2 separate regions of the Homo sapiens genome follow, and region 1 is linked to region 2. A link is an interaction called in ENCODE POLR2A ChIA-PET data of the cell type or tissue named here. Cell type or tissue: MCF 10A. All regions are shown on one strand. Each heading gives the region's core, and the rest is flanking DNA. Links, peaks and the distances in the headings are about the cores only. Region 1 overlaps VSIG1 (V-set and immunoglobulin domain containing 1). Region 2 has its middle 20 kb from the start of TEX13B.

Evidence for each region. ChIA-PET counts read pairs that join two places held together with the same protein. Peaks named below come from ENCODE experiments on the same cell type or tissue, not always from the same donor. Only the 100,000 strongest peaks of a DNase experiment are listed, where the experiment ranks them.
Region 1: POLR2A ChIA-PET joins it to region 2 with 10 read pairs; 2 of 35 experiments call an interaction of 5 or more read pairs at or near these places.

The regions. Positions count from the first base shown.
Region 1 is chrX:108,065,932-108,075,815 of GRCh38, forward strand. VSIG1 (V-set and immunoglobulin domain containing 1) reads left to right here. Exons shown (of 7, transcript NM_182607.5): 3 at 1,005-1,203; 4 at 6,746-6,901; 5 at 7,319-7,438. Among named protein-coding and RNA genes, the nearest start is that of PSMD10, 21 kb to the right of the region's middle. In MCF 10A, for the core only: a CTCF peak has its summit at 6,291 (motif pointing left); DNase peaks (open chromatin) are centred at 5,160 and 6,270.
Region 2 is chrX:107,996,169-108,007,578 of GRCh38, forward strand. No RefSeq gene overlaps it. Among named protein-coding and RNA genes, the nearest start is that of TEX13B, 20 kb to the left of the region's middle. RefSeq lists an enhancer at 1-590. In MCF 10A, for the core only: a CTCF peak has its summit at 5,452 (motif pointing left); DNase peaks (open chromatin) are centred at 4,773 and 5,433.

The sequences.
Region 1 (9,884 bases), core at 957-8,956, 69 kb after region 2:
TATCTAAAACCAGGCTGCCATGGAGGCATGACTAGAGGCCACCTCCCCTAACTATATCACAGTGAGGGGCAGAGCTGTGACTAACTCAAGCCACCTGACCCCTAGACCAGGACCCTTTCCACCACATCATGCTGCTCCCACAGTTGCCATTATGATCTAAGTATCTATGCTCTTTAATAGAAATGGGACTAGAATCCAGATCTTAAGTTTAATAAGTTATAATAATAATAAATGAGCCCTTGTGGCTTCAGATGGGTCACTTAATCTCTCTGGGTCTGAGATGCCTTATTTGTTTAAATGACAGAAGAATTCCAGTTCTGCCTTCTGCCACATGGGGAGAAAGATGGTAGCTATCATTGGCTGAGCACTTCCGAGGTCCTTTACTAGATTTCTTAGTTTCATCTTCACAACACCACTATAAAGGGATGGGACCAGATGATTTCTAAGATGCTTTTCCGCTTTGCTTCTAATAAACAAAACAAACCCAAGTTTGTCTATCCAAAAGAGTAGGTGTGTCTAAAAGGAGCATGAACATTTGAACATTTAAGGAAACCAGATAGTCTCACTGGGTAAGGTAAATTCAAATTTTAAGAAGTTTATAAAATGGTAAAAAAAAAAAAATGATGGTTTTGGTTTCCCATCAGACATTTGTGTTCTACATAATGAGTTTCTCTCAGGTGGATTCATTAAGTGAGCATCTTGATCTCCTAGCCCAAGCTTAGGTGTTGAATCCTGTCAGCTCCAGCTGCCTCCTCCTCTGTAAGATAGGCATACTAATCCCTGCCCTGATGACATCACAGAGCTGCTCTGAGGGCCAAATGCGCAGCTGTGAGCAAACTAAAGTGCCCCACTGAGTTGAGAAACCTTGGCCACAGGGACCTGTTCCTGGTGGGGGGAAGATGCTGCTTCTTTATCAAAGGTAATGTGTTTAGAAGAAGCTTTCAGGTAGCTTATCCTAGTCCTGGACTCTCTCCAGTTCTCACTTCTGTTATTTTTCTGTCTAGATTTACTTTTCTCAAGGTGGACAAGCTGTAGCCATCGGGCAATTTAAAGATCGAATTACAGGGTCCAACGATCCAGGTAATGCATCTATCACTATCTCGCATATGCAGCCAGCAGACAGTGGAATTTACATCTGCGATGTTAACAACCCCCCAGACTTTCTCGGCCAAAACCAAGGCATCCTCAACGTCAGTGTGTTAGGTATGAGCACTTTTTTCTGCTTTTTCTTTTCTTGGAAAAAGTTAGGACACTGAATGAGCCAGGACAGTGAGTTATGATGCCAATTAAGTCTCTGTAGGTAAATATACTCCCTAATATTTTCATTATCAGGGAAATAGAGACAAGCCACCAGCCCAACCAAAACAGTAACACTGAGAAATCACTCATAAAACATGCAGAACAATTGTGCAAACGGGCTGCCAAAATGACAGCAGTAGATGACCCAACCTCCAGTGATCCCTATCTCTGAGGGATGGAATGAGAACAGATGAGACAATCCACTGTCCCACAAAATGATCACTAGCAACTCTTTTAGAGGAAACCTCCATTTACAGCCAGATCTACCTGGGGGAGACTACTGTCAACTTATTATTCCTTTTAAGCTCGACACAATTCCCACCATTAAATTATTCTTTTAAATAAAGACAGGAGAGTCCCTTTTTTAAAATGCTAATGTTATTTGGAAAAAGGACTGAAATTAATCTAGTGTTGAGAATCAACATATTTACATACAAATATTCATTATATGATATTGGGCAAGCCGTATCTGCTCTTAAAATGAATTTGGAATCTCATTTGTTCAGTATTTATTGAGTTACAGTGATGGAGGTGTTGTTTTTGCCCTTGGGAAGCTCCCAATTTTGGCCATTTCTAGAAGTCCTTACAATCTCTGTCTGAGAGGACAATGTGGGCTAAACTTCCATCTGCAGGCTGGTATTGGGAAGTATCGAAGCAAGGGATGAAAGGGCTGCCAATCCTCAACTCTTACAGACAGACCAGTTGAGATGAGCATTTTCCCACTTCTAGGTAGCCCCAAATGAAGCTGATCTAGTCATTGCTGCTCTCAAGCTGTGTGCACACATCACAAGAAAGGAGGAACTACATCAAATCAGTGACTTAATAGTTGAGTAGCTTGGAAAAGCAGCAATTGGTAACAAGGTGCATACCCAAGAGAACTGTTTACAGTTGTCCTGGCTTGCCACTCAGGTAATGCCACAAAGGAACCAGCTGACATTTACTGTGAGGTTTGCCACTGCATCTACCCACCTGGGAAAGAGGGAAAGGTACCTAAGAGCTATTTTTTAAGAGTGGGTTAGCTTAATCAATCATATTTTTATCTTACTGAGTTCTGTGCCAGGAATTGGGGTACAGGAACAGACAAGAGAAGTATTACTCAAGCAAATTCCTGGGAGAGTTTCTGTTTCAGTTTGGAAGACTAGTGTATTAGTCTATTCTTGCATTGCTGTAAAGAAATACCTGAGACTGGGTAATTTATAAGTAAAAGAGGTTTAATTGTCTCACGGTTCTGCAGGCTGTACAGGAAGCATAGCAGCTTCTTGGGAAGCCTCAGGAAACTACAATCATGGCAGAAAGCAAAGGGGAGGCAAGATGTCTCACATGGCTGGAACAGGAGGAAGGGGAGGGGAAGATGCCACACACTTTTAAACAACCAGGTCTTATGAGCACTCATTCACTATCACAAGATCAGCACCGAGGGGGAAATCCGCCCCCATGATCCAGTCACCTCTCACCAGGCCCTATCGCCAAAATTAGTGATTACAATTTGACATGAGGTTTGGGTGGGGACACAGATCCAAACCATATCAACTAGTTAGTTATATACATGGGAACTAAGTGATGTGCTATAAATGCCAAAGCATCAAACTGGCACTCAGAAGACCTGAGTTTTAGATCTTACTCTGTACTCAGTGACCTTATACAAGTCAGTCCACCTTTCTCTGACCATTGTGAGATGGGGTTATAATTTCTGCCCTGTCTTCTTTACAGGTTTGTTATGAACAGTTTTGTTATTTTACCTATAAAATGAAATACTGGAGATCAAAGGGGTTTTTAAATGTTCAAAAACTGGAGGGATTAGCTAATGATTTTCTGTTGCTTCCTGGTTCTGGGATGTTCTGACCAGAAACAATCTAAAGAAGCCAAGTCTCTTCATCTCAGAGCTTGGAAATAGCCCTGAGATAAAGTTAGACAAGAAGGTTAATATTCTTAAATTTAAAGCTCAGAGGATCCCAAATCAATTTCCATAAGAAGTTGAGGGTCACTTCATCTCAGAGGTGTTTTTTCCCATGAGTCTTTGTGTCAGATAGCTCTGTGTCATGACTTTTCCTTAAGCAGCCAGGATCCAGACAAGGTAAGAGGCAGAAGGGTCTGTGGATTTCCTTGTTTGTTTAGGAACTCTAAAAAATATTGTTTTTGTTAATTGGGCAAAGAACAAAGGCCTCCTCCAAATGTAGGCTTTTTGGAAAATTTGAGACTGCTAATTTTCTCTAAAAATTGCAGCGACTATTTGCAATTCTCAAATCTCATTGTATATGAGTGACAATTTTGCTTGCCCTGACTGAAAGGTGAGGCAAGATGGGGACAGGTGGGTAAGAGAGACAGGTTAATTGTGGGGAGAGGTGTTGATATTTCCTTAAAGATGACTCTCATAGCAATGTATCTTTCAGATGTTTTGTTACCCAGCAGTGAGCATCAATCCCATGCATTTACTCGTTCATGCATGAATTCATTTAACAAACCCTGAGCACACGTGCCAGTTACTGTGCTAAGCAATGGACATGGGGAAATGTAAAAGATAGGGTCTTAGCCCTCTAAAATTCAGTCTAGTGAAGGAGACAGACGCGTAACATAAAAGCTTTCAGTGGAGGTATGAGAGGAGAGCTATGAGGGCACAGGGGAAAGGGCAAAAAGCTGTATCAGGAATTGGAGAAGGCTTATTGAGGAAAGTGACTTTTGTGCTGAATGTTGAAGGATGTGCAAGAGTGTGTGATGAAGAAGAGGGGCTGAGATGGCAAGGCACAGTTTAGGTGAAGGAAACAGCAATGGGCAAAGAACCAGGTGGTTTGGATGGCCATTCATTTGAGAGCTTTCCATTAGGTATGACAACCTTGGAAAATTAATCTCTGAAAAATACCCAGATCAAGTTTGAATAATTATTTTGTGTGCATTTGGAATGAGCATCATCTACCTTCCGCAATTTGGCACATAAAAAGAAAATGATTGATTTAGGGAAGGTTTAAGAACCTACTGAAGCACTTTGTTTTTTCTTTTTTCTTTTTTTTTCTGAGCTGAGCCTTTTCCTCCCACCCCAATTCTGTTGAAAGCAATAAAGCTAAATGGTAGATCAATGGCTTTGCCAGTAAAATACCCAAGTTCCACTGGGGACTTTAACTGGATGAAATTTCAGTTCAATCCTGGGTCAGTAGTTTTAGAAAATATATAGGTTTGGGACTTGGTTCAAAGTGATTCACTAAATGTTTTGTTAATAAAAAATAAAAGGAGAAAAATATTCTAAGCAAAAAAAATGCCTATCTGGGTTTGATTCTGGGCTCAAGAAATGAGTGCAAGTCATTCCAGGTTTTTGCCATAATTTAGTTCAAGTCCTGGTGTCCAACTTTGTGATGAAACACCCCCATTTAATTTTCTGTTCAAATTGTTCTATTCTGCTGTAAAGGCTATACAATAGCCATCTTTTTAAAAAGGCAGTATCTAAATCTAGTGATAGCTGCAATGGACTTCTGGTTAAATAGCTTAGTTTAGGATAGGCACATCCAACAAGTTGTTCCTACCTGAGAAAATCTTTGATAAGAAAGAATAAAGAACTAAGTAGAAGGATATTCCTTTCAATTAAAAAGACACATGCTTAAAAGATAGGGCTAGTAAACTGTTTAAGAATTATAGCTATATGCATCTGTCTTCTCGCACCTGTGTACAGATAGTGAGAGTCTGGGAAGGCTGAACTGAGCGGAAGTCAATGGGAGAGTAACTTTAGTAGCAGGAATTAGTGCTGCTGTGGCCAACAGAAATTCCAGGTTCTAGGCCCTATATTTATTATTGTATTTAATACTTGGATCAGCCAGAGGTTAGATAATCTCTTAGTCACGTTTTACAGATGAGTCAGCTGAGGTTTGGCTAAGTTAGGTAACTTGCCTATACAGATCCAGGGTAGAGTTACAAAGCCCGTATTCTGTGTGGATCCAGAGCTGTGCCCTTAACCACTGCGTCTCAGGTAAGAGCTGTAGGACTGAGTAATATGACACATTTCATGTCTAACTCACCTAAATTAGAGAACCTAAGCTTTAAAGGGTTCTAGAGCAAAATGAAGATAAGCAAGGTGAGTTGGAAAGTATAGAAATTTACATCATTGTCTGTATATAAGATAGATATATAAGGTGTATAAGATAGATGTATAGATATAAAATAAATATCTAAGATAAGAGATATAAGATAGATATGTAGATATGATAGATATATAAATGTATAAGATATGTAAGATAGAATAAACCGTGCAAGTAAGTAAGATGAATGAGGAGATTCAGATTCCCAGCTTCCCACAGGACTTCTCCCCTGACATGTTTTCATAAGCAGCTAAAACTCTATGTCCCGGACTGACCTCATTAGTACCCCTTCCTCCTTGTCACCCCTTCACCTAAAACCTGTTCTTCCTGCTGTGGTCTTGGAGGCCTCTTCCCCTCTCTAAAGTCATCTCTCATCCCTCTCCCACCCCACTTTAGAACTGTGTGAAAGTTACTTTTGAATTCCTGGTGCCTAGTCCCATGCCAGGCCCACAGAAGGCATGGGTGCTTGCTGAGTGAAGGATGAATAAATATTTCAGTGCTGAGTAGCGTGCACCCCCCAAATGGACTTCCCCTACTGATGATGCACACAGGCAAATTTAAACCTTTCAACTATTTGTGTCACCCACAGATGAACAAATGCAAAAAAAAAAAAAAAAAAGAAAATAATCATGAGAGAAAAGAGAAATACAGCATTAAATATTTTAAAAAGAATAATAGGTTATCTCAGAGTATTTAAGGATTCTATTTTCCTTTAAAACTGTGCTTTTAAAGCATAAACTATATTCCTGGTCATTTAGTATTTGCTTATATTTGGCTGTTTTAATAAAGGCATATTTTAAGACACAATGCGGAAATTCATGGTTATAAATCTGAGGAGGAGGCAGACAGAGGAGTCACTATTTGAATCTTAATGGCCTCTTGACTAGAAGGGCCCTGCACCTGAAGTGCTCTACTCCCACCTGGTGGTGCAAGCAGAAAACTGCCAACATACATTTTAATAATTTTTTTTGTGTGTGTGGAGACCCAGTCTCACTTTGTTGCTCAGGATGGAGTGCAGTGGCGTGATCTTGGCTTACTGCAACCTCTGCCTCCCAGGTTCAAGTGATTCTACTGCCTCACCCTCCCAAGTAGCTGGGATTACAGGCGCCCACCACCACGCCCAGCTAATTTTTGTATTTTTAGTAGAGATGGTGTTTCATCACATTGGCCAGGCTGGTCTCGAACTCCTGACCTCAGGTGATCCACCTACCTCGGCCTTCCAAATTGCTGGGATTACAGGCATGAGCCACTGCGCCTGGCCAAGAATTTTTTTTAAAAATAAATAAACACACATATTATTCAAAATGAAAGTGAGGAAGTGACTGCAATTGTCACAGAATGCCATTCATCCTAAAGAATTTTTATTCTTTGTCATTGCCTTACAGTGAAACCTTCTAAGCCCCTTTGTAGCGTTCAAGGAAGACCAGAAACTGGCCACACTATTTCCCTTTCCTGTCTCTCTGCGCTTGGAACACCTTCCCCTGTGTACTACTGGCATAAACTTGAGGGAAGAGACATCGTGCCAGTGAAAGAAAACTTCAGTAAGTGTAACCTGCAGTAGACCCTGGAAAGGCCTGGTGTCTGTGGTTGGATGACAGCAGGAGTGTGTGGTTGGCTGCTTGACCTTACAGTTCAATCTTCTTGTTTTCTCAGTGGTGGCGGGTGGAGGGGGGCGGCTGGTAATGTAAAAAGAATGCCTGTCTCCCAACACGATGATTGTGTTCTGGTCTACTCCCCAAATTCTAAAAGCCAGCTCAGAGATGGTGAATATGTAGGGAACAGGCATGGTCCCAGGTGAGTTAGCACTGGAACAGTCCTGAGGGGCCTAGTTGAATCCTGAACATCTCAAGAAAGAGAGGCCAATATGGGGGAGTGGGTGGACATTGAGTGATCTGTTACACTGATGTTATCTGTATGCACAGAAGAGATCTCAAAAGTCTATTCCCTGGTTTCAACAGACCCAACCACCGGGATTTTGGTCATTGGAAATCTGACAAATTTTGAACAAGGTTATTACCAGTGTACTGCCATCAACAGACTTGGCAATAGTTCCTGCGAAATCGATCTCACTTCTTCACGTGAGTTGACCATACAACTTTAACGGTTTCTCCTTAAATCAAGTAGTCTGGGCCTGTCAGACAAATAAATTAGTTAGGATCCCCAGTTAGTGCTTCCTGCTTCTCTGGAGATTTGTGTGCTTTATATACAGGCTGATATGATGAATGACCATCCTAATATCTAATGCTCACATAATAATATATGCCATATGCTGCCCTAAATCCTTTACAAAAAGCAATTTGTTTGCTTCACAAAATCGCTAGAAGGTAGGTATTACTATTCAATACTAAAAAAGAAGCCTTTCTGATAACAGCAGGCTGAATTTCTCTTTGTGATGCTGTTGGTAAATCCAGGTGACACTGTAGCTCTGACAAACATATACCTTGCAAAGATCTGCCACTAATAATAATAGTATTATAATAATAACACTCGTACCCACAATCACGGTAGCTACTATTTGTGGAGCATGAATTATGCTGAGTATTATCTCACTCTTTCCTCCCAACCACCCCTATCTAGGGAGGCAGACTATTGTCGGCCTCATTTTGCTGAAAAGAACACTGAAGCTCAGGGAAGTAAATGACTTGCCCAAGGTCATCCAGTTAGTAACTGGCAGAGCCAGGATGCCTCTAAACCTCAATTTTCCTATTCGAAGGTGCTTACTCACTCTCTGAGTGTAAGATTTAAGACTCCTGGAATTGTCCAATTGAGCTGACCCAGGGGCAACTCCTCACAAGGAATATCTCACCAAACATCTCAAGGATCACTTAATAACACTTAGGATCTTTTTTCAAACTTACTTTGAATTTGTGATTTTAATATATGCCATATCCAGGGATGGCAAGTTCCAGTGGGTTTTTGCTCTTCCTATGCACCTGAACTTTCTTCCTTTTATTTCTCCTGAAGTTTGCTCCTTTATTCTCATATCACTTTCAGCTATATTTCCTGCATCATTTCTGTTATCTTTCTTTAGAATTCCCTCAATATCTTTTTGCCTTCTCAGAGGTACAATCATACTGCAGATGTAGAGATATGTAGGATTTGGACTTGAGCATTGCTTCCTTTCTAGTCTTTTTTCCAATGATGTCCAGCACTGCCTTCCTCTCTCCCTCCCACATCCCTTCTTTCTTCCTTCCTTCCTCAAATATTTATTGAATATCTACTGTGTTCCAGGGACTGTCCTAGGTGATAAAGATACAGAGATAAAGAAGATGTATGTCCTATACTCAAGGAGCTCACAGTTCAGCTAGAGGGACAAACACAACTAAAACATGCTAAATCCTATAATAGAAGTCTGAACAGGGTCTATAGAGCACCAAGGGAGGAAAATTATGCTTATAGAACTGGGATGGCTTTACCAACAAAGTGCTATTTGAGCAGGATCTTGAAGGAACTTGCAAAGCCTCATCATCTATAAAATGGGAAAGCTGAAGCATGACGGTAGAGCAGCAGGCTTAGGAGAGCAACCAGGTCATGATGGGGGAAGAGAATGGAGGGCTTCACATGGCATGTCTCTGAGGGAAAAATCACAAGAAACTGATATATCATCTGATATGTTTGAATCAATTGAAAGAAGTTTAATGGTTTTGTTGGAAATTTCGGGATGAGTGATAATGCATTTATTAATCCCCAAATGAAGCAATTATTAACCTCCGGGAAAATTTTTGTAAATGTTGTACAAGAAAGAATCATAGTATACTGTGTTCCTCAGCTGTGAACAATATTTATATAGCCATACTACTGCAAACTTGGATTTAACTAAAACTTGTGATATAACTATTTTGGAAGAACATGGTGGGTGTGAGGGGAGTGGTGTAAAAGAGCTCAATCTCCAACTTCTAGGGTACGAAGTTGAAAGAAAATGATGGAATGGAAAAAAGGTAGGACATATCAGAGCAAACATAATAAAAACATGGGGGCAAGAAGACTTTTAAAAAGAGTTAAGAGTGGTTGCCTTTCGTGAATGGGACTCAGAAACGGGAAGGAGTCGGGCAGGGAACTGCTGTTTTTGTGAGACATGTAGTAGAACTATTTGACTTTTTAAACTATTTACTTATATTCTCTTAATCATAAAAAGTTAAAGGAATTATTATCAGGCAGCTCAAAATATAAGGTGTCCATCCTTGTGTGAGGGGAGGCAGATGGGGTTGGGTTGGCTTATAACCCAGATGTGGTCTTCCAGAGACAACACCTCAGGGCTTGAAGGTCTGGTGCTCAGCTGGATAATGTCCCACTCATTAAGTTTGTCCATAGACCGAGACAATAAACCAGATGCCTGTTTATCAAAATGGGCATATCACTTCCCAGTGACCAGAGTGCATGAGGTTCCTTCGTAAGCATTGACGCCATGGGGGAGGTTTTTAGGGACCAATTTCACCTGTGCTCTGGGAAAGCCTAGTGAAATGTTCCTGCCTGTAACAGAGGCTTATCTCTAGTGACCAGATCACAACTCCATGGTGTCTCAAG
Region 2 (11,410 bases), core at 1,685-9,684:
GAATGCAAAGTTTCCTGGACAGAATCCATGGGAGGGAGCAAACGGGGAGTGTGGATACAAGCAAGGTAACTGTGGCAGGCAGGGAAGCATGAACCCTGAAAGCCCTACTTGCTTTCTCAGTGGGGAGGCTTGTAGCCTGGGGCAAGTTCTCAGCCCTGCTCACCAGCTGCCTGGGAACAAACTCAGTGCAGTTGGCGGGGGCATGGTGGAAGTAAGACTGGCCTTTTGGGCTGTGTGGGAGCCCGGTGAGACCTGTCACTGCTGCTTTCCCCCACTTCCCTGGTGACCTGTATGACACAGCAGAGACAGCCATAGTCTGTTGCGGGAAGTCAGGGACCCCAAACGGAGGGACCGGCTAAAGCCATGACAGAAGAATGTGGATTGTGAAGATTTTATGGACATTTATTAGTTCCCCAAATTAATACTTTTGTAATGTCTTATGCCTGTCTTTACTGCAATCTCTAAACATAAATTGTAAAGATTTCATGGACACTTATCACTTCCCCAATCAATATCCTTGTGATTTCCTATGCCTGTCTTTGCTTTAATCTCTTAATCCTGTCAGCCAAGAAGGATGTGTATCATCTCAGGACCCTGCAATAATTGCGTTAAGTACACAAATTGTACAGCATGTGTGTTTGAGCAATATGAAATGTGGGCACTCTGAAAAAAGAACAGGATAACAGCAATTGTTCAGGGAATAAGAGAGATAACCTTAAACTCTGACCGCCGGTGAGCTGCGCAGAACAGAGCCATATTTCTCTTCTTTCAAAAGCAAATGGGAGAATTATCACTGAATTCCTTTTCTCAGCATGGAACGTCCCTGAGAAAGAGAATGCGCACCTAGGGGTAGGTCTCTGAACTGGCCCCCCCGGGGCGTACCTGTCTCTTATGGTCGAGATTGCAGAGGTGAAATAAACTCCAGTCTCCCATAGTGCTCCCAGGCTTATTAGGAAGAGGAAATTCACACCTAATAAACTTTGGTCAGACCGGTTGATCTCAAAACCCTGTCTCCTGATAAGATGTTATCAATGACAATGGTGCCCGAAACTTCATTAGCAATTTTAATTTCGCCTCCATCCTGTGGTCCTGTGATCTCGCCCTGCCTCCACTTGCCTTGTGATATTCTATTACCTTGTTAAGTACTTGATGTCTGTCACCCACACCTATTCGTATACTCCCTCCCCTTTTGAAACTCCCTAATAAAAACTTGCTGGTTTTTGTAGCTTGTGGGGCATCATGGATCCTACCAACGTGTGATATCTCCCCCGGACACCCAGCTTTAAAATTTCTCTCTTTTGTACTCTGTCCTTTTATTTCTCAAGCCAGCCGATGCTTAGGAAAATAGAAAAGAACCTACGTGATTATCGGGGCAGGTCCCCCGATAATAGTCCCCCTGGGAACGTAATTCCATTGGCCTGATAACCACACTCCCATCCGCCACAGCAGCCACAGCAAGCTCTGCCTAAGGAGAGTCTGAGCTCAGACACAACCAACCGTGCCTCCACCTTATGGTCTTTCTCAACCCACCCTGGTAGCTGAAGACAAAGGGCATAATCTCTTGAAAGCTCTATGGCCCCACCCTCTGCCTGAGACACCCCGAATACTTATCCACCTGACCCTAGGGCAAGCTTATATCCTCCCTATACTACCGCAGCTGACATTGTCTTGAAAGCACCACCTCCTGGCTGGAGGCCAACCAACACAAAACCAGTGCACTAAACAGAACTACAACCAAGGACCCTCACAGAGTCCACTTTACTCCCCTGCTACCACCAGTGGAGATACACAGGTGCACAAATGGCTAACAAACATATGAAAAAATGTACAACATCACTAAACCACGAGATGCAAATCAAAACCATGATGTGATACCACCTTACTCCTGCAAGAATGGCCATAATAAAAAAATAAAAAACATAGATGTTGGCGTGGATGTGGTGAAAAGGGAACACTTTTACACTGCTGGTGGGAATGTAAACTAGTCCCAGCCACTATGGAAAACAGCCTGGAGATTTCTTAAAGAACCAAAAGTAGATCTACCTTTTGATCCAGCAATCCCATTACTGGGTATCTACCCAGAGGAAAATAAGTAATCATACTAAAAAGATACTTGCACACATATGTTTATAGAAGCACAATTTGCAATTGTAAAAATGTGGAATCAGCTGAAATTCCCATCAGTCAACTAGTGGATAAAGAAAATGTGGTATATATATACCATGGAATACTACTACTCAGCCATAAAAAGGAATGAAATAATGGCATTTGCAGTAACATGGATGGAATTGGAGACCATTATTCTAAGTGAAGTAACTCAGGAATGGAAAACCAAGCATCATATGTTCTCACTCTTAAGTGGGAGATAAGTTATGAGGACACAAAGGCATAAGAATGACACAATGGACTTTGGAGACTCAGAGGAAAGGGTGGGAAGGGGATGAGGGATAAAAGACTACACATCGGGTATAGTGTACACTGCTTGGGTGATGGGTGCACCAAAATTCCAGAAATCACCACTAAAGAACTTATCCACGTAACCAAACACCACCTATTGCCCAAAACTCTATTGAAACAAAAAATAAAAAGCAAAAAAAAAAAAATTGAATCAAGAAAAAAACGTGTTTTGTATCAATTTGCTAGGCACCTTGCAAGGAGTTGAGGAGTTGTTAACAAAACAGACATTATCTATTAAGATTACTATATAACTATAGTAATCAAGACAGTATGGTGTTGGGGTGTCCACTTTTTTGCACAAGTAATTCAATGGAGGAAGGATAGACTTTTCACCAAATGATATTGGAGCAATTGGACATTCATAGGCCAAAACAAAACAAAAAGCCCCAGCCTAAGCCTCATACAAAAACTAACTCAAAATGAGTCATGAACTTAAATGTAAAATGTAAAACTGTAGGCCAGGTGCAGTGGCTCACGCCTGTAGTCCCAGCACTTTGGGAGGCCGAGGTGGGCAGATCATGAGGTCAGGAGATCAAGACCATCCTGGCCAACATGGTGAAACCCCATCTCTACTAAAAATACAAAAATTAGCCAGGTGTGGTAGTGCACACCTGTAGTCCCAGCTACTCGGGAGGCTGTGGCAGGAGAATTGCTTGAACCTGGGAGGCGAAGGTTGCAGTAAGCCGAGATCGCACCACTGCACTCCAGCCTGGCAACAGGGCGAGACCCTGTCTCAAAAAAAAAAAAAAAAAAAAAAAAAAAAAGTAAAATTGTAAAACTTTAGGACAAACAGAGGAGAAGAACATAGGAGAAGACCTCTAGGATCTAGACCTAGTCATAGGTTCTTTGGTTTGACACCAAAAGAACAGTGTATAAAAGGAAAAAAATAGAGGAAACTGTTCTATACCTTGAGTGTATTAATGTCAATATTCTGAGTATGATATTATACTATAGTTTTCTAAGATGTTACCATTGGGAAAAACTAGGTGGGGGGTACCTGAGATTGTTCTGTATTACTTCTTATAACTGAATATCAATCTACAGTTATTTCAAAATAATTCAATTTTAAAAAGCTAAGGGAGGTGAACATTTCAAGAAGGAGGAAATTATTAACTGGTTCAAAGCCTGCCAAGAAGTCAAGTAAGTTGAAAAATGAAAAAAAGTTTGACAATATGGAGGTTATTGTGACATGAACAAGAACTTTTCTTGCTGTAGTAAAGGAGCCGGAAAGCAGGTAGAAGTAGACTGAGCTTGCTCCTTCTCTCGCCATGTGACATACCTGCTCCTCCTGTGCCTTCCACCATGAATAAAAGCTTCCTGAGGTCCTGACCAGAAGCAGATGATGGTGCCATGCTACCTGTACAGTCTGCAGAACCATTTTTTAAAAATTTTATATATATATATAAATAGATAGATAGAGGCAGAGAGATAGATAGAGGCAGAGAGAGAGAGAGACAGAGAGAGAGACAGAGACAGAGTGTCACTCTGTCGCCAAGGCTGGAGTGCTGTGGCAAGATAGCTCACTGCAACCTCCGCCTCCTGGGTTTAAGCGATTCTCCTGCCTCAGCCTCCTGAGTAGCTGGGATTACAGGCACCCGCCACCATGCCCAGTTAATTTTGTATTTTTAGTAGAGACAGGGTTTCACCATGTTGGCCAGGTTAGTCTTGAGCTCCTGACCTCAAGTGATCTGCCTACCTCGGCCTCCCAAAGTGCTGGGATACAGGCGTGAGCCACTGCACCTGGCCAGAACCATTATTTTAATGGTAATGCAATTTCCATTAATAAAGCTGATTCCAACATTCATGGTGTTTAAATGTGAACTTTTAAGTTAAGATGGTGGATGAGAGGCTTTTAGTGTGCCTTAGCCACTTGGAAATAGCAAAACAGTGTATAAAGATAAACTCTATGAGCTTTAATTCAAGAAGGAAAATGGGAATTCCCTGGAATCATGATGGACATCCCAGATCTCAGGGAGGAGGATATGGGCAAACAGCCCCCATGACATTGTCCAGCTGATAAGAGCCTGGGACAAGAGAAGATCTGCTACAGCTGCAATTTCTCTTGGGTGATGAGACTTGCTGCCAGGGCTGGCTTGGCAACCTGGAACTGGTGTGCATGTGTCATTGCTGGGTTCCCTAGCCTGCTCCCCTGAGATTGTGGGGCAGTGGAGCCCTCTCTGCTCCACCCCCATGCAGAACTCCAGGCATTCGGAGCACCTGCTCACATGTACTGGCAGCCTGAGTTGCCCCATCCCTCTTGGGAATAGGTTGTGGTGCAATGGATCCCTCTCTGCTCCATGTCCAGGCAGAGCTCCAAACACTCAAAGCTTCTGCTTGCCCAGATTGACAGCCTGAGTCACTTCACCCTTCCTATTCAGAGATCTAGGTGCAGAGGGCCCTCTCTGCTTCATGCCCAGGCAGATCTCCAGGCATGCAGAGCACCTGCTTGTCTGGTTCAGCAGCCTGACACCCCACTCCTATGCAGAGATCATGGTGCAGGGGGGCCCTCTCTGCTTCACGCCCAGGCAGATCACCAGGTATTAGGAGCACCCATTTGCCGGGGTCAGCAGTCTGAGTTGCCTGCCCCTCCTGTGCAGAGGTTGTGGTGCAGTGGGGCCCTCTGCACTCCACACCCAGGCAGATCTCCAGGAATCTGGAGCACCCACTCTCTTGGATTAGGAGTTTAGGCCATCTCCTCCCCCGTGCAAAGAACTTGTGACATAGGAGGTTTCCCAGCACCATGCCTAGGCACACCTCTGGGCACTTGGTAACCGCTAACTGGATTCTCCATTGGTGCTGGTGCTTGTGCCTGTCATCAGAGGAACCTGTAGGTGGGCTGTGGCCTGGCCATCTTGCCCCCTGCCAACCCGGGGCTGAACAGGAAGCTCAGATCACTGTGCACTCCGTGGATCAGCCCATCGCCTGAAGCAATATACAGTTTCTCCCAGTAAACAAAGATGAAATATATACCCAGCCGCATTGACGGCAGCTGGCTCTTACCTATAAGCGCCATCTACTGGCTTACAAGTCAAACCGCATAGCCCAATAAAAACCTGCTTACAGAAGTGCATAGGGCTGTAGGAGCAAAGCCAAAAGACGCTCCCCACCAGTCACACACCCTAGAAAGGCGGAGAAAGGGAAAAGGAAAGAAAAAATATAATAATATCATAGGAAAATAGACAAAAAATCCTACCTGTAAAAAATAATTAAAAAATTAGAAAGTGCTAGTGTCTCTAGAAGAGAAGAAGCCATTGCAAGAATTCTGACACCATGAAAAACCTGAATGTAGTGAAACTACCAAAGAATCACACTAGCTCTCCAGCAATGGTGGCTAATCAAAATGGAAACTCAGAAACAACAAAGAATTCAAAGCATGGATTGCAAGAAATCTCAATGGAATCCAAGACAAGACTGAAAATCAACACAAAGAAATTTCTAAAGCAATCCAGGAAATGAAAGATATAAACATCTTAAAAAGAAATCAATCAAAGCTTCTGGAATAGAAAAACTCACTTAAGGAATTTCAAAATGCAACTGAAAGCTTTATCAATAAACTAGACCAAGCAGAAGAAATAATTTCAGAGCTTGAAGACCTGTTTTTTGAACTAACCCAGTCAGACAAAAATAAAGAAAAAAGAATTTAAAAAATAAAGTCTATGAAAAATGTGGGACTATGTAAAGTGGCCAAAACTATGAATTGTTGGCTTTTCTGAGAGAGATGGAGAAAAAAGTAAACAACCTGGAAAATATATTTGAGAGAATAATTCAAGAAAAATTCTTAAATCTTGCTAGAGAAGTAGACATCCAGATACAAGGAATTCAGAGAACACCTGTGAGATACTATACAAAGTGATCACCACCAAAGCATATAGTCACCAGATTTTTCAAGGTCAACACTAAAGAAAAAAATCTTAAAGGCAGCTAGAGTAAAAGGTCAGCTCATATACAAAGGGAACCCCATCAGGCTAATGGCAGACTTCTCAACAGAAACCTTGCAAGCCACGAGAGATTGGGGGCCTAGTTTAGCCTTCTTAAAGAAAAGAAATTCCAACCAAGAATTTCCTATCCTGCCATGCTAAGCTTCATAAGCAAAGGAGAAATAAAATATGTTCCAGACAAGTAAGTGCTAAGGCAATTTGCTACCACTAGACCAGCCATACAAGGGATCCTTAAGTGAGTTCTAAACATGTAAATGAAATATGATACCTGCCAAAAAACACACTTAAGTACATAGCTCACAGACCCTATAAAGCAACCATACAATTGAAAGTACAAAGAAACCAGCTAACAACTTCACACTTTTCTCAAAACCTCACATATTAATGTTGACCTTGAATATAAATGATCTAAATGCCCCCACTTAAAAGGCACAGAGTGGCAAGTTGGATTAAAAAAAGATCCGTCCATCTTCTGTCTTCAAGAGACTCATCTCACACTTAATGATGTTCATAGGCTCAAGGTAAAGGGTTGGAGAAAGGTCTATCACATAAAAGGGAAACAAGCAAGAGCAGGAGTCACTATTCTTACATCAGATAAAAGAGACTTTAAACCGACAACAGTAAAAAAAGACAAAGAAGGGCATTACATAATGTCAAAGGGTTCAATTCAACAAGAAGACTTAATTATCCTAAATATATGCACACACCAACATTGCAACACCCAGATTCATCAAACAAGTACTTCTAGATCTATGAAAAAGCTTAAATAGTCACACAATAATAGCGGGGGACTTCAATACCCCACTGACAGCATTAGACAGATCATCAAGCAGAAAACTAACAAAGAAATTCTGGACTTGAGAATTGAAACCAAAATGACACTTGACCAGTTGGATCTAATAGACATCTACAGAATACCCCATCCACTAACTGCACAAAATATACATTCTTCTCAACTGCATACTAAACATACTCTAAGAAAGACCACATGCTTGGCCGTAAAGCAAGTTTCAATAAATTAAAAAAAAATTAAACTCATACCAGCCATACACTTGGAACACAGTGGAATACAAATAGAAATCAATACCAAGAAGATCTCTCAAAACCACACAATCATATGGAAATTAAACGGTTGGCTCCTGAATGGCTTTCGGGTAAACAATTAAATTAAGGCAGAAATTAAAAAAAATTTGAAATAAATAAAAACAGAAACACAACATGACAACATCTCTGGGAGACAGCAAAAGCAGTGTTAAGGGGAAAGTTCATAGCACTAAATGCCTACCTCAAAAAGTTAGAAAAATCTCAAATTAATGATGTGACATCACACTTAGAGGAACTAGAAAAACAAGAACAAACTAACTGAAAATCTAGCAGAATAAAATAAATCAGGGAAAAATTGAGAAAAATTGAGACCAAAATTTCATAAAAAGCATTAAATAACAAACCAAAAGTGTATTTGAAAGGATAAACAGGATTGAAAGAATGCTAGCTACATTGACAAAGAAAAAAGAGGGAAGATCCAAATAAGCACAATCATAAATGACAAAGGTGACATTATAACTGATCCAAGAAATACAAAAGATCCTCAGAGGTTATTATGAACACCTCTATGCACACAAACTAGAAAATCTAGATGAAATGGGTAAATTCCTGAAAACACACAACCTTCCAAGACTAAATCAGGAAGAAACGGAAACTCTGAACAGACCAATATAGAGTTCTGAAATTGAATCAGGAATAAAAAGCCTACCAATCAAAAATGCCCCAGACCAAATGGATTCACAGCCAAATTCCACCAGATGTACAAAGAATAGCTAGTACCAATTCTAGTGAAACTATTCCAAAAAATTGAGGAGGAGGAACTGCTCCCTACTCATTCTATGAAGCCAACACCACCCTAATACCAAAACCTGGCAAAGGCACAACAAGAAAAGAAAACTACAGGCCAACATCCCTGAGAAACATAGATGCAAAAATCCTCGAGAAAATACTAGCAAACTGAATCCAGCAGCACAACAAAAAGTTAATTTATCGCAATCAAGTAGGCTTCATTTCTGGGATGCAATGTTGGTTCAGCAAAGCAATAAAAGTGATTCACCACATAAATAGAATTAAAAACAAAAACCATATGATCATATTGATAGATGTGGGAAAAGCTTTTGATAAAGTCCAATACCCTTCATGATAAAAACCCTCAATATATTAGGCGTTGAAGGAACATACCTCAAAATAATAAGAAACATCAATGACAAACCCACAGCCAACATCATACTGAGCAGGCGAATGCTGGAAGCATTCCCCTTGAGAGTAGGAACAAGAAAAGGATGCCTACTCTCACCACCCCAATTCAACATAATACTGAAATTACTAGCTGGTGCAATCAGGCAAGAGAAAGAAAGAAAATGCATCTGATATAGTTTAAATATTTGTCTTCTCCAAATCTTATGTTAAAATGCAATCCCCAATGTTGGAGGTTGGGCCCAGTTGGAGGTGTTTGGATTATGGGGGCAGATCTCTCATGAATGGCTTGGTGCCGTCTTGGTGGTAAGGAGCAAATTCTCACTCTATGAGTTCATGTGAGATCTGGTTGTTTAAAAGAGTGTAGGACACCCTCCATCTGCTTCCTCTCTTGCCGTGTGATGTGCTGGCTCCCCCTTCACCTTCCACCATGATTGTAAGCTTCCTGAGGTCCTCACCAGGAACATTTGTGGGCACCATGCTTCCTGTACAACATGCAGACCATGAGCCAAAATAAAACCTTTTTTTTCCTTACAAATTAAATTACCAAGCATCAGGTATTCCTTTATAGCAACACAAAAACAGACTAACACAGAATCCAAATAGGACAAGAAGTCGAACTGTCTCTCTTCACTGATGATACGATTCTGTACCTAGAAAACCTTAAAAACTCCAGTGAAGGGCTATAAAACTGATCAAATATTTCAGTACAGTTTGAGGATACAAAATCATTGTATAAAAATCAGTAGCATTTCTATACATCAATAACACTCAAGCCAAGAGCCATTTACAGGAACCACACACACACAAATAAAAACCTAGGAATACATGTAACCAAGGAGATGAAAGATCTCTACAATGAAAACTATAAAACACTGCTGAAAGAAATCATAAATGACACAAATGGAAAAACATTCCACACTCATGGGTTGGAAGAATCAATATTTGTAAAAATGACCACATTGTCCAAAGCAATCTATAGATTCAACACTATTCCTATCAAGCTACCAAAATAATTTTTCACAGAATTAAAAAAAAATTGTAAACTTCATATCGAACCAAGAAAGACCCTGAATGGCCAAAGCAATCCTAAACAAAAAGAACAAAGCCAGAAGCATCATATTACCTGACTTAAAATTATACTATAAGCTACAGTAGCCAAAATGGCCTGGTACTGGTATAAAAACAGCGTATAGACCAATGGAACAAAATGGAGAACCCAGAAATAAAGCCATACACCTACAGCCATCTGATCTTTGACAAAGTTGACAAATATAAGCAATGAGGAAAGGACTTCCTATTCAATGAATGGTGCTGGGATAGCTAGCTAGCCATATGCAGAACAAGGAAACTGGACCCCTATATTTCACCAAATACAAAAAATAACTCAAGGTGGATTAAAAATTTAATGTAAGACTTCAAACTAAGAATCCTAGAAGAAAACCTAGGAAATACCTTTCTGGACATCAGCCTTGGGAAATAATTTGTGACTAAGTCCTCAAGCAATTGTAACAAAACCAAAAATTGACAAGTGGGGTCTACTTAAATAAAGAGCTTCTGCACAGCAAAAGGAACCATCAATAGAGTAAACAGACAACTCACAGAATGGGAGAAAATATCCACAAAGTACGCATCTGACAAAGTCTAATATCCAGAATCTATAAGGAACAATTATAAGAAGCAAAAAACCTAATTACTCCATTAAAAAGTGGGCAAAAGACATGATCAGACACTTTTCAAAAGAAGGCATATGAGCGGCCAATAAACATAAGAAAAAATGTTCATCATCACTAATTATTAGAGAAATGAAAATCAAAATCCTCTCACACTAGTCAGAAGGAATATTATTAAAAAGTTAAAAAAAAAAAAACAACAACAGATACTGGCAAGGCTGCAGAGAAAATGGAATGTGTATACACTGTTGTTGGGAATGTAAATTAGTTCAGCCACTGTGGAAAGCAGTTTGGAGGTTTCTCAAAGAAGTAAAAACAGAATTACCATTTTACCCAGCAGTCCCTTTACTGGGTATAGTCCCAAAAGAAAACGAATCGTTCTATCAAAAAGACACATGCACTCATGTGTTCATCACAGCACTATTCACAATAGCAAAGATATGGAATCAATCTGGGTGCCCATCAGCGCTGAATTGGTTAAAGAAAATTTGGTACATATACACCATGGAATACTGTGCCGTCATAAAAAGAACAAAATCATGTGCTGTGCAGCAACATGGATGCAGCTGGAGACCATTATCCTAAGCGAACTAGTGTAGGAACAGAAAACCAAATACCACATATCTTGTTCTAAGCGGGAGCTAAACATTGGGTACACATGGACATAAAGATGGCAGCAATAAAGGCCAGGCTCAGTGGTTCACGCCTGTAATCCCAGCACTTTGGGAGGCTGAGGTGGGTGGATTGTTTGAGCTCAGGAATTTGAGACAACATAGTGAAACCCCATCTCAAGAAAAAAAAAGAGATTAGCTAGGCATGGTGGCACACGCCTGTAGTTCCAGCTACTTGGGGAGCTGAGGCGAGATTTCTTGAAACCAGGAGGTCGAGGCAGCAGTGAGCTGAGATCACCCACTGCACTCCAGCCTGAGTGACAGAATAAGACCCTGTCTCAAAACACACACACACACAAACCTACAAAAGATGGCAACAATAGAAACTGGGGACTACTGGAGGGGAAAGGAGGAAGGGTGGCAAAGTTTGAAAAATTAACTGTTGAGTACTATGATCACTACTTGGGAGAAGGGATCATTTGTATCCCAA